2 separate regions of the Homo sapiens genome follow, and region 2 is linked to region 1. A link is a contact called in ENCODE Hi-C or POLR2A ChIA-PET data. All regions are on one chromosome and are shown on one strand. Each heading gives the region's core, a stretch centred on a gene start or an enhancer-like site at or near the end of the contact. The rest is flanking DNA. Distances are from core to core; before and after follow the strand shown.

Region 1 (5,209 bases), core at 1,661-4,160:
CTTCTTACCTTTGTTGAAAGTCATTTGACCTTACACATGAGTGTCTTTTATGGATACTCTATTCTGTTCCTTTGATTTATTTGTTCATCCTTTTGCCAGTATCTTACTTTCTTGATTACTATAGCTTTATAGTAAGTCTTAATGTCAAGTAGGATTAAGTCTGCCAACTTTGTTTTTCTTTTTCAAGACTGTTATGGTTATTCTAGGTCCTTTGGTTCTCCAAATACATTTTAAAAACAGTTTGCTAATTTCTATAAAAAAGCCTGTTGAGATTTGAATTGGTATTAAATCTATAGATCAATTTAGGAAAATCTGCCATCCTAACAATATTAAATCTTTTAATCCATCAATATGGCATACCTCTTCATTTATTTAGGTTTTCTTTAATTTCTTTTAGCAATGTTTTACAGTTTTCAGACTTGAACATCTTCCATTAAATTTATCCATAAGTATTTGGTATTTTTAATGCTACAGTAAATAGTATTTTTCTTTTTGTGAGACAGGGTCTTGCTCTGTTGCCCAGGCTGGAGTGCAGTGGAACAATCATGGCTCACTGCAGCCTTGACCTCCCCGGGCTCAACTAATCTTCCCACCTCAGCCTTCCCAGCATCTGGGACTACAGGTGCGTGCTACCACACCTGGCTAATTTTTGTATTTTTTATAGAGACAGCATTTCACTATGCTGCCAGAGGGTGGTCTCAAACTCCTGAGCTCAAGTGATCTGCCCGCCTCAGCCTCCCAAGGTGCTGGGATATACACTTTATATCTTGTAGCAATACTATAAAATTTACTTATCTGTTCTACTAGTGTTTTTTTAGATTTCTTAGGACTTCATATGCACAATCATGTCATCTTCAAATAAAGACTGCTTTACTTCTGTCTTTCCAATATTTATACCCCTTTCTTCTTGTCTTGTTGCATTAATTAGGTCCTCCAGTATAATTTAGAATAGAGGTGGTGAAAGTGGATATCTCTGAATTGTTCCCAATATTAGGGGGAAATATTTCAAAATTTAAACTGTAGGTGTGATCTTAACTGTAGGTTTTTGTAGGTGTTCTTTATCAGGGTGAGGAAGTTTCCTTCTACTCTTAGCATGTGGAAAAGTGGAAAGTGTCCCCGAGGTACCTGTTCTCCTAAATTTCATGTCTACTATTCCCTTTCCATTTGCATATTAAAGTAATGCTAATTTCTGCTACTCTCCTGGGATCCTCCATTAACTTACCACGTTTCCTGCTTCTGCAGCCAGCCGGGCAGCATAGCGAGCTATAAGACGGTGTTCCTCATCCAGTCGGCTAGGACTGTCCAGAACACTGCCAAGGAAATAAAAATGCAACAAGTGTCTATTAAACATCCCTTATTCTTGTTCCATTCTCAGAAAGAACAGATGGAAGAAAAGCTCATAAAAGAATGGTAATAAAAGAACTAGAGGCCTGGGTCATAGATACTAATGGTCTTCTGAAAAAAAGGGGATTTAGAGAAATGAGGAGGCCACATTTGTCATTCCTCACTGGCAGCACATCCCCGCTGCTCCTCCACCATCAAAGGGGCACTTCATTTTGAATGCAAGGCCTGAGAAAACACAGGGCACCCACAAAGTCTGAGGCAGGGATTTCTAACCAAATGTTTAAAACTGATGACTTTTTAGACCTTGATCTCAAATTCAAAAAGACCAAGAGAAAACTAAAGCATCATGAAAAACAGAGGGCTGAGAAAAAATATACTTAACACTGGCTAAGCAAAAGTTTGGCCTTGCCAGGGCAGGCCAAACACACTGTAAAGCTGGAAAGATTCCATGACATCAAATATTCCCCTTTTCATGCCCCTTTCTCTTCCTTTACTATGCTCATTCTACATCTATAGCCCCATCTTGGAGTTAATTAGTTTAATGCATTACTTTTCAACAAGAGTACCAATACTCTAAAAATCTAAGGACCCATTCAGACAGGCTATCAGACAATGTGGTATCTGGATGAGGGAAGGGTTCTTGAGTAATAGGCTGGCTCTGCATATGGGATGCTGATATGGAACTTCTGATTCTGAAATACATGACTTCTTTAGTATACCAAATGCTATTTATCCTTATCAAGACAGTCCTAGATTAATAGGGACTGTGGCTATATAATTCTCTGTTTAGGACTGGCAGATGCTTTAAGACGACAGTGATGATGTTGACTAAATGACCAGAGGTGGCTGTTGTGGCTTACCTCCACTTTGGCCCTATGTTCTTGGGTTTCCAAAAACCCTTGATCAGAGTTTGGCAGTATGACAAGTCATACAGAAAAATTTAAAGACATGACTTCAATACTCATCGAAGTTTGTTATAATTACTGAGGGGAATCTGGGAAGGGTGTGGCTAAATCAATAAAGACCTGTCTGAACTTTTCATGTGTAGAATCAACTATATTTTTTCTAGTTTTTTTTTTTTTAATCTTTCTATCTCTTTGGCTAAGTCTTTAAGCTTAACTTAGTCTTTCTTCTGGGATTTTTTTTTAAGTGCTTCGAGTCTTCGCCTATGACATTTGTCAACACTTTATAATTTTAAGCATGCAAATATCCATCTTCAGGATGATCACCCTCTCAAAAATGATCTTGTAATAAGAACAGACTACTATTAGGCGGCTTTAATATTTTAGGGTCAAGGCCCCAAGGTGAGAGATAAACTATAATATTTGTGCTTTAAAGGTATTTGTCTGAAATAAGAGAACTATCTTTTAAATTAAAAAAAAAACAATAAAAATGAATGCTTAACGATACAAGTGGATCATATTATGGAGGGATTGGTAGCCGAAGAAGTGGGGCCTAAAGTGGCTGACCTCTGTTATCTGGCAAGGGATACAATAGGTTCTTCTGTGCAAAAGAGCTCCTTTTTCTCAATCACATTCTATCTCCTTAGGAAGGTTGATCCTATTTGTCATTTATACATGAGTGTGGATGACAGACTGCTTTAATTGGCTATGTTTTCTAGCCAGAAACTAGAAGCTTGTGTTGATGAGAGGTTTTAAGGTCAATGATTAGAAAGGATCCTTATTCTTCTGTTTGAATTGACTTTCATTTTCAGAATTAGTTAGCCAGAAAAGTTCTGACTTCTCGGAAGAAGTATGAAGCTCAGCTTCTTAGATTACTAATCAAGAAGTCATGTAGTACTCACTCACTCATCATGTTCTCCCAGGGCTACCAGCCACCAATTTTTGTTCAGGGAGCCAAGGTGAGACTTCAGGGCCTTAGCTAAACCTACCATAAATCTTATTGGGCTAAATTACTAGGTAACAGTCTCTTGTCAAACATTCTGCTGCTATTTTTACCATGGAAACTTTTGCTCACTCTGGACAATTGCCTTTAGTGATAATAAAGAATTTGTCTTGCCTAGGGTGAAACAACTCTGTTCCTAGAGACCAAGAGGCTGGGACAGTGTGCAAAGAAATCATCTGTTGGATGAGGAGACACTCTGTGATGCAGTGCACACAATTATCAGGCCCTTCCTTCCCTCCTAGAGGGTAAGCCTATTAAACATATTTAGAAGCTTAGAAAACCCTACTTCTCAGCCGGGCGTAGTGGCTCATGCCTGTAATCCCAGCACTTTGGGAGGCTGAGGCCGGCGGATCACGAGGTCAGGAGATCGGGACCATCCTGGCTAACACAGTGAGACCCCGTCTCTACTAAAAATATACAAAAAAATTAGCTGGGTGTGGTGATGAGCGCCTGTGGTCCCAGCTACTCGGGAGGTTGAGGCAGGAGAATGGCATGAAGCCGGGAGGCAGAGCTTGCAGTGAGCTGAGATGGCACCACTGCGCTCCAACCTGGACGACACAGTGAGACTCTGTCTCAAAAAAAAAAAAAAAGAAAAGAAAACTCTACTTCTCCAAGCTTTAGAGATACATAAATACCCCAGAATAGTGATGCTATTTAGTCATATCAGGAAAACTATGGAAAACGGTATAAAGTATAATATTTAAAAGTCTTTTTCATATGTATATTTCCCAACTGACTATTAATTTATTCTTCTGTTATTAGGGGAAGTAGCAGCAAGGTCAGATGACCCTCCCAAGGAGCCATGGCATGCTATAAGCAAAACTAAGATCAAAATTTAAAGCTTCAGCCTCTGTTATGTGTACAGCTTATAAATTATGGTTTTCTCTCTAAGAACAAGAATCTCAAAGCATGGCTTTCCAAGTTGTTTGGCACTGTGATTCTTCTTTGCTGTTATGTAGGGGAAGGATGGCTTTAGATTGCTTAAACTTTACCTGTCATCCTACTTGAAGAATGGTGGTGGGTGTGGGCATGGAGTGAGCAGGAGACTTTGGACCTACCTGAAAGTAATACCACTTTTTTCGGTATTAAATCTTTTAAAAAAAGGATTAACTTTGCTATAGTTAGCAGTTATCAAACGTTTTTCCATCCCAAACCACTGAAGAATCAGACACATTCTCTTATTAACAGTGAGTCACTACCGCAGTAGTTTTCAGGGTAAGGGGAATGTGGAGCTATTATAATACATGTAACTATTATAATATGAGAGGGTCTACATAATTTGGAAAAAGACCCTCAGGTGACAGTGACCCAATACCATTGTTGGGAATCACCGGTTTAAATAATCAACACTGACAGATTCCTGCTAACAGATAAAGGGTGGTAAAGATGTAATAGGGTGACAGTATCAAAGTCCCCAGATAAGACAAAGTGGGATATCTGTGGGTTGATCAACTCTAAACTTGGAATGTCAATAGAAAGATTTCATTAGTTAGGTAAGAATGAACAGGAAGAGGTTGCATCAGATACCTCTGTGAGTACTGCGATCCCTCATAGGTTTATATATTTTTTGAGTGTAAGCTGAAGGAAGTGAACCCCACTTTAAAGGAGAATGTCTGACTCCATGTTTAGGTCAGCGCCCAGGCTTGGCAAGCCTCCCTCTCTTGTAGAAGCTAATGCTTAGCAACTATTTTAACTCTGCCAAACATAGCTGGTAGCTGCTCAAGAAAAACCTGACATGCAGTTTTTTTTCCAGCTGACAACCCCAGGTAGCAAAGCTCTCCCTCCCTCTGATCACCCGTGGCTACCCACTGCTGCTGCACCACCACTGACCGTGCACAGTGCTGCAGACGGGCCACATAGGAGGCTATCAGCGCATGCTCATCGGCCAAGTGACTGGGTATATCCTGGCTATACTGTAACCTAGGAACAATGGAGGCAAAGACAGCAAGCGTGACACAAA
Region 2 (5,209 bases), core at 1,615-4,114, 61 kb after region 1:
AAATTCACGTTGGTTCAAATTTAAGGTTACTTTTTTTTTGAGATGGAGTTTCGTTCTTGCTGGCCAGGCTGGAGTGCAATGCGCGATCTTGACTCACTGCAACCTCCACCTCCTGGGTTAAAACGATACTCCTATATCAGCCTCCCAAGTAGCTGGGATTACAGGCGCCTACCACCATGCCCAGCTAATTTTTCTATTTTTAGTAGAGATGGGGTTTCATCATATTGGTCAGGCTGGTCTCGAACTCCTGACCTCAGGTGATCCACCTGCCTCGGCCTCCCAAAGTGCTGGGATTAGAGGCGTGAGCCACCGCGCCCAATCGGGTTACTTTTTTAATGCTTCCATATGGAACTGATACTTCATACAGTATCAGTTTTAGATTTTAAGCTTTCAATAGGGCTGAGCTCACTCAGATAACATCAGTAGCAGTTTAATCAATTTCTCAAAATGAAGACTTTAAAAATTCATCTCAATAAACTCTATGGAGAAGCTCTTCACAAGAATGTTTTCCTTGTGATAAACTGGACACAGGAAATGAGTGAAAAATAACAGCTGGATTTATATAGAATTAAACATGAGGTGGTCACAGCTTAGAAGAAATAACTAAAGGGAAAAAAGAAGTCCCTTAAATTCCAAAACAATTCTATTTAAAAAAGTGAAAAACCAAGGATGTAGATTATTCAATACAATTTAACTGAACATTTCTTTAAATTCATGCTTGGAGCCAAAGTCTCCAGTTTTACCCTTAGGATTATTCCATTAACATGATCCAAAGGGGAAAAAGCGAGACAAAAGAAAAGGGCCACTTTACACCAAAGGAGATGCCTTATTCCAACCTTATCTTGACTTCCAGGATTATTTCTGGTAGTAAAAGACAAACTTCTCTCCAAAAACTCATAAAAAATACAGATTTTTACAGTTTGAGTAACTACTCTTTGGTTGCCTTCCAAAGCGTCAGTAGGACCAGCAAAAGCATACCAAATCAACAAGCAAGGTCCTATAATGTGACCTTGAACAGAGGGACTACAAGAAAGTTGCTGAATTTAACCTAATTCAACTAGAATTTACAATTGTGCTCCATCCTCTAGAAACACAAATCAGTATAAAGTTCAGTCCCACAAACACATGGAATCTGCCAGGCACTAAAGATGTACAATCCCAGCCCTTAAAAAGTTGAAGGTGCAAAGAAAGTGCTTACAATCTTCAAGAAGTCCTGGTTTAATACATACTCAAGAAATCCTTAAGGAAAGAGATAGCATTTTATTGGATGATCAAATGACTGATAAAACAATAAGAGCTCAAGGAATTTAGGAATGCAAAGAAGAGATCCATATGAGTTAGCTACTTGGAGGGTTTAAGGAAGGTTGCATGGACATACCAGGATTTAAACTGGACTCCAGGATATAGAAAACCTGTAAATCTGAAAGAGACAAGTAGGACATTCAGGAAAGCAGGTAGCCGGGCTGGGACATCATGAGCTAGCTTGGTGGAAAGGGCAATAAAGTTTTAAAGGGTAGGAAGGCAGCAGGTCTGGCAGAGCAGAGGCTTTGTCCTCCATAAATTAGTAGTAGAAGATAAGATTCCAAAAGTAAGGTGGGTCCCGATTACACAGGCCTTGAATTCCAGCACGAGGAGTGCCTCCTTCATTCTACAGGCAGTGAGGTTTTGTAGATTTTTAAATAGGGAAGTAATATGACAAAGGCAGTGACTCAAGAAGATTAATTTGTTAGAAATATGTAGACAGATCAGAGTTTTGAGAAGAATGAAAGAGAGCTAACACAGCAGGTTCTAAACTCAGGCACCAGTCAAAAGTGGGCAATGTGAAGACTTGCAAAGGTGCGGAGAAATATTCAAATTATTCTAAATTGCAGTCAGTATACAAATCCTATTAAGAAATTCCATTCAAATGAAATACAATCCTGAGGCTCAATGTCTGCATGAAATTATATTACAGGTATAACTTAGGTTTAGATAGGGAAGAAATAAATGTCAAAGAGAAGCAAATTTCTCCAATACTATGAATGATTACTTTTTAAGGATTTTTAAAACAATCATAATGAACTAGAGAACCATTGCTTTCAACTTCAATTTTTGAATTATTGGTCTAGCACTGTAAAAACACAGGAAATAGGTCGGGCTTGGTGGCTCACGCCTGTAATCCTAGCACTTTGGGAGGCCGAGGCAGGCGATCACTTGGGGTCGGCAGTTTGAAACTAGCCGGCCAACATGGTGAAACCCCGTCTCTACTAAAAATACAAAAAAATTAGCTGGGCATGGCTGCGGGTGTCCGTAGTCCTAGCTACTTGGAAGGCTGAGGCAGGAGAACTGCTTGAACCCAGGAGGTGGAGGTTGCAGTAACCCGAGATCACACCACTGCACTTCATCCAGCCTGGGTGACAGAGCAAAACTCCATCTCAAAGAAAAAACAAAACAAAACAACCAAAAAAAAAAAAAAAACCCCACAAGAAATAAAGCCTGCCTCATTCTGACACACTGATATCATTTAATAACCTGAATGCCTCATGAATATCACTACTATTAGTAAGTCATGAACACATATAGATACACATGCAGTTATGCATTCTGTAAGTATTTAAGATCTACTATCTGCCAGACCCACGCCAGATAGGGAGATAGAGCAGGAAGTAAAATAAAGTCCTTGTCTCTGGCAGTAAAATGAGTTTGGTGGGGAAAAAAAAAAAAAAAGCCTTGCTTTCAAAGAACTTACAGTCTAATAGGGTAGAGATTATAAACAAATACAAAAATGAATTTTTAAAATGTCATATAATGGCAAGTGTCATGCAGAAACTGAAACAAGGTAAGAGGAAACAGAGTGACTGATGGTGCTATTTTAGATAAAAAAGTTACAGAAAGTATCTCTGAGAAGCTAACATTTAAGGAGAGATCTGAATAACATAAACAAATAAGCCATGTGAGTATGAGGATGAGGGGCACATCAGGCAAAGGAACCAGTAGTTGCAAAGGCCCTGAGGTGGACGCACACTTGGTATTTGCAAGGAACAAAACCAGAATAACAAAGGAGGATAGAGCAATGGGAAAGTGGCAGGAAATAAAGTTAGAGAGGTTGCCAGGAACCAGATTTTATGGGGCCTTGTAGACCATTGTATAGACTTCGGCTTTTAAGTGTAAGGGGAAGTCACTGAAGGGATAAAAGCCCCCCCACCCCCCACAAAAACAAAAAAAGACATGTGCTGGGTTATGTCATAGGACAAATATATTGTAGTGCTAAACGAATTTACTAGATCTGAATTTTCATCTCTGAATTTTCTTTGCATACATCTAACACCCTTTTAGGAACAGATGATTTGTATTGTAAGTTCACATAAAAAGAAACATCTTTGAAAAAAATCTTTTTTTTTTTTTTTTTTTTTGGTGGGGACAGAGTCTTGCTCTGTCACCCACGCTGGAGTGCAGTGGCTCTCGGCTACTGAAACCTCCACCTCCCGAATTCAAGCGATTCTTGTGCCTCAGCCTCCTGAGTAGCTGGGATTGCAGGCCCCACCTCCACGCCTGGCTAATTTTTGTATTTTTAGTAGAGATGAGGTTTCACCGTGTTGGCCAGGCTGGTCTCCAACTCCTGACCTAAACTGATCCGCCTGCCTTGGCCTCCCAAAGTGCTGGGATTACAGGCGTGAGTCACCGCGCCCAGCTGAAAAATCTTAAAAGGATTTTTCATTGACATTATTATCATTAAGCAGGATATAAAAGTGGGTTGAATCAAAGGGAATATATCCACAGTTGTGGCTACTGCTAAGGATTTGTTATACATAGAAGATGACTGTGCCCTATACAGGACTCAATGCAAACACAGAAGGCAAGAAAAACAAAAAGCAGAACAAACACACCGAAAAAAAACAAGGGAGAAGAAAGGTAGAGTATGAGAAGGAAGAAGAGGAGAATTGCTCAACAGATTTAATAGAATCCCTATCAAAATCTTTTGTTAAAATTGACAGGTATAGACTAAAATGTGTGTGGAAATGCAAAGGATTAAAATACCCAAAACAATTTTGAAAAAGAAGAGAACTTACACTACCCAATTTCAAAACTTACTGTTAAGTTATAGTAACCAAGATCATATGGTACAGCTATAAGGACAGATACACACATAGGTCAATGGGACAGAATTGAGAAATAAACTCATATTTATAGTCGGTTGATTTTGACAAAGATGGCAAGACAACTCAATGGTGCAAGGAATGGTCTTTTCAACAACTGGTGCTTAGACAAGTGGATATCCATGCATTTATTTATTTATTTATTTATTTATTTATTTAAGACTGAGTCTTGTTCTTCTTGCTCAGGCTAGAGTGCAATGGCGCAATCTCGGCTCACTACAACCTCCCGAGCAATTCTCCTGCCTAAGCCTCCTGAGTAGCTGGGATTACAGGAGCCCGCCACCATGCCCGGCTAATTTTTTGTATTTTTAGTAGAGATGGGGTTTCACCATGTTGGCCAGGCTGGTCTCGAACTCCTGACCTCAGCTGATCCACCTGCCTCGGCCTCCCAAAGTGCTGGGATTACAGGCATGAGCCACTGCGCCTGGCTGCTTCATTTCTAAGATGTTAACAACAGGGGAAACTAAGTGCAGGGTGTACAGAAACTCTGTCCTATTTATGAAACTTCTGTAAATCTAAAACTAAAATAAAAAGTTTATGTAAATATTTTTAAGTAGGCAAAATATCTAAATAGACAATTGTACCAAAGAAGATATGTGGATGGTTAATATGTACATGATAAGGTACTCAATATCATTAGTCATTAGGGAAATACGAATTAAAACTACAGTAAGATCCTACCACTCACTAACTAGGATGGCTATAGTCCAAAGAATGACAATATACCAAGTGCTGATGAGAATGTGGAGAGACTGGAACTCTTAAGTATTGCTGGTGGGACTGTAAAATAGTCCTGTCACTTTCTTTCTTTCTTTGTTGAGACAGGGTTTCACTCTGTCATCCAGGCTGGAGTGCAGTGGTATAATCCTGGCTCACTGCAGCCTCAACCTCCCAGGCTCAAGTCATCCTTCTACCTCAGCCACCTGAGTAGCTGGGACCACAGGCATGCATCACCCCACCCCGCTAATTTTTTTGTATCTTTTTTAAGTAGAGACGGGGTTTTGCCATGTTGCCCATGTTGGTCTCGAACTCCTGGCCTCAAGCAATCCTCCCACCCCAGACTCCCAAAGTGC

The links. A loop is a pair of places that touch in the nucleus more often than their neighbours do. ChIA-PET counts read pairs that join two places held with the same protein, here RNA polymerase II (POLR2A). Pooled maps may share reads with other maps.
Region 2: a map of naive thymus-derived CD4-positive, alpha-beta T cell shows a loop between it and region 1 (2.5-fold over the local background). The contact joins two enhancer-like sites. A Hi-C loop is called at or near these places in 2 of 168 maps with a recorded cell type or tissue (CD4-positive, alpha-beta T cell and naive thymus-derived CD4-positive, alpha-beta T cell), 7 of 37 single-sample maps with no recorded cell type and 14 of 50 pooled maps. POLR2A ChIA-PET finds 5 or more read pairs at or near these places in 4 of 52 experiments (GM12878, activated CD8-positive, alpha-beta memory T cell, activated T-cell and 1 more).

What each region holds. Positions count from the first base shown.
Region 1 is chr2:25,450,326-25,455,534 of GRCh38, forward strand. It overlaps DTNB (dystrobrevin beta), which reads right to left. Exons shown (of 21, transcript NM_021907.5): 11 at 5,080-5,169; 12 at 1,223-1,310. Among named protein-coding and RNA genes, the nearest start is that of DTNB-AS1, 32 kb to the left of the region's middle. RefSeq lists an enhancer at 2,868-2,927. Within about 2 kb of position 2,911, at least 2 of the 41 ENCODE cell types and tissues checked have a DNase peak (open chromatin) inside an H3K27ac peak, as active enhancers do; they include GM12878, where a contact is called at or near this core.
Region 2 is chr2:25,511,311-25,516,519 of GRCh38, forward strand. All of the region lies in intron 9 of DTNB (dystrobrevin beta), which reads right to left. Among named protein-coding and RNA genes, the nearest start is that of DTNB-AS1, 93 kb to the left of the region's middle. Within about 2 kb of position 2,865, at least 3 of the 41 ENCODE cell types and tissues checked have a DNase peak (open chromatin) inside an H3K27ac peak, as active enhancers do; they include GM12878, where a contact is called at or near this core.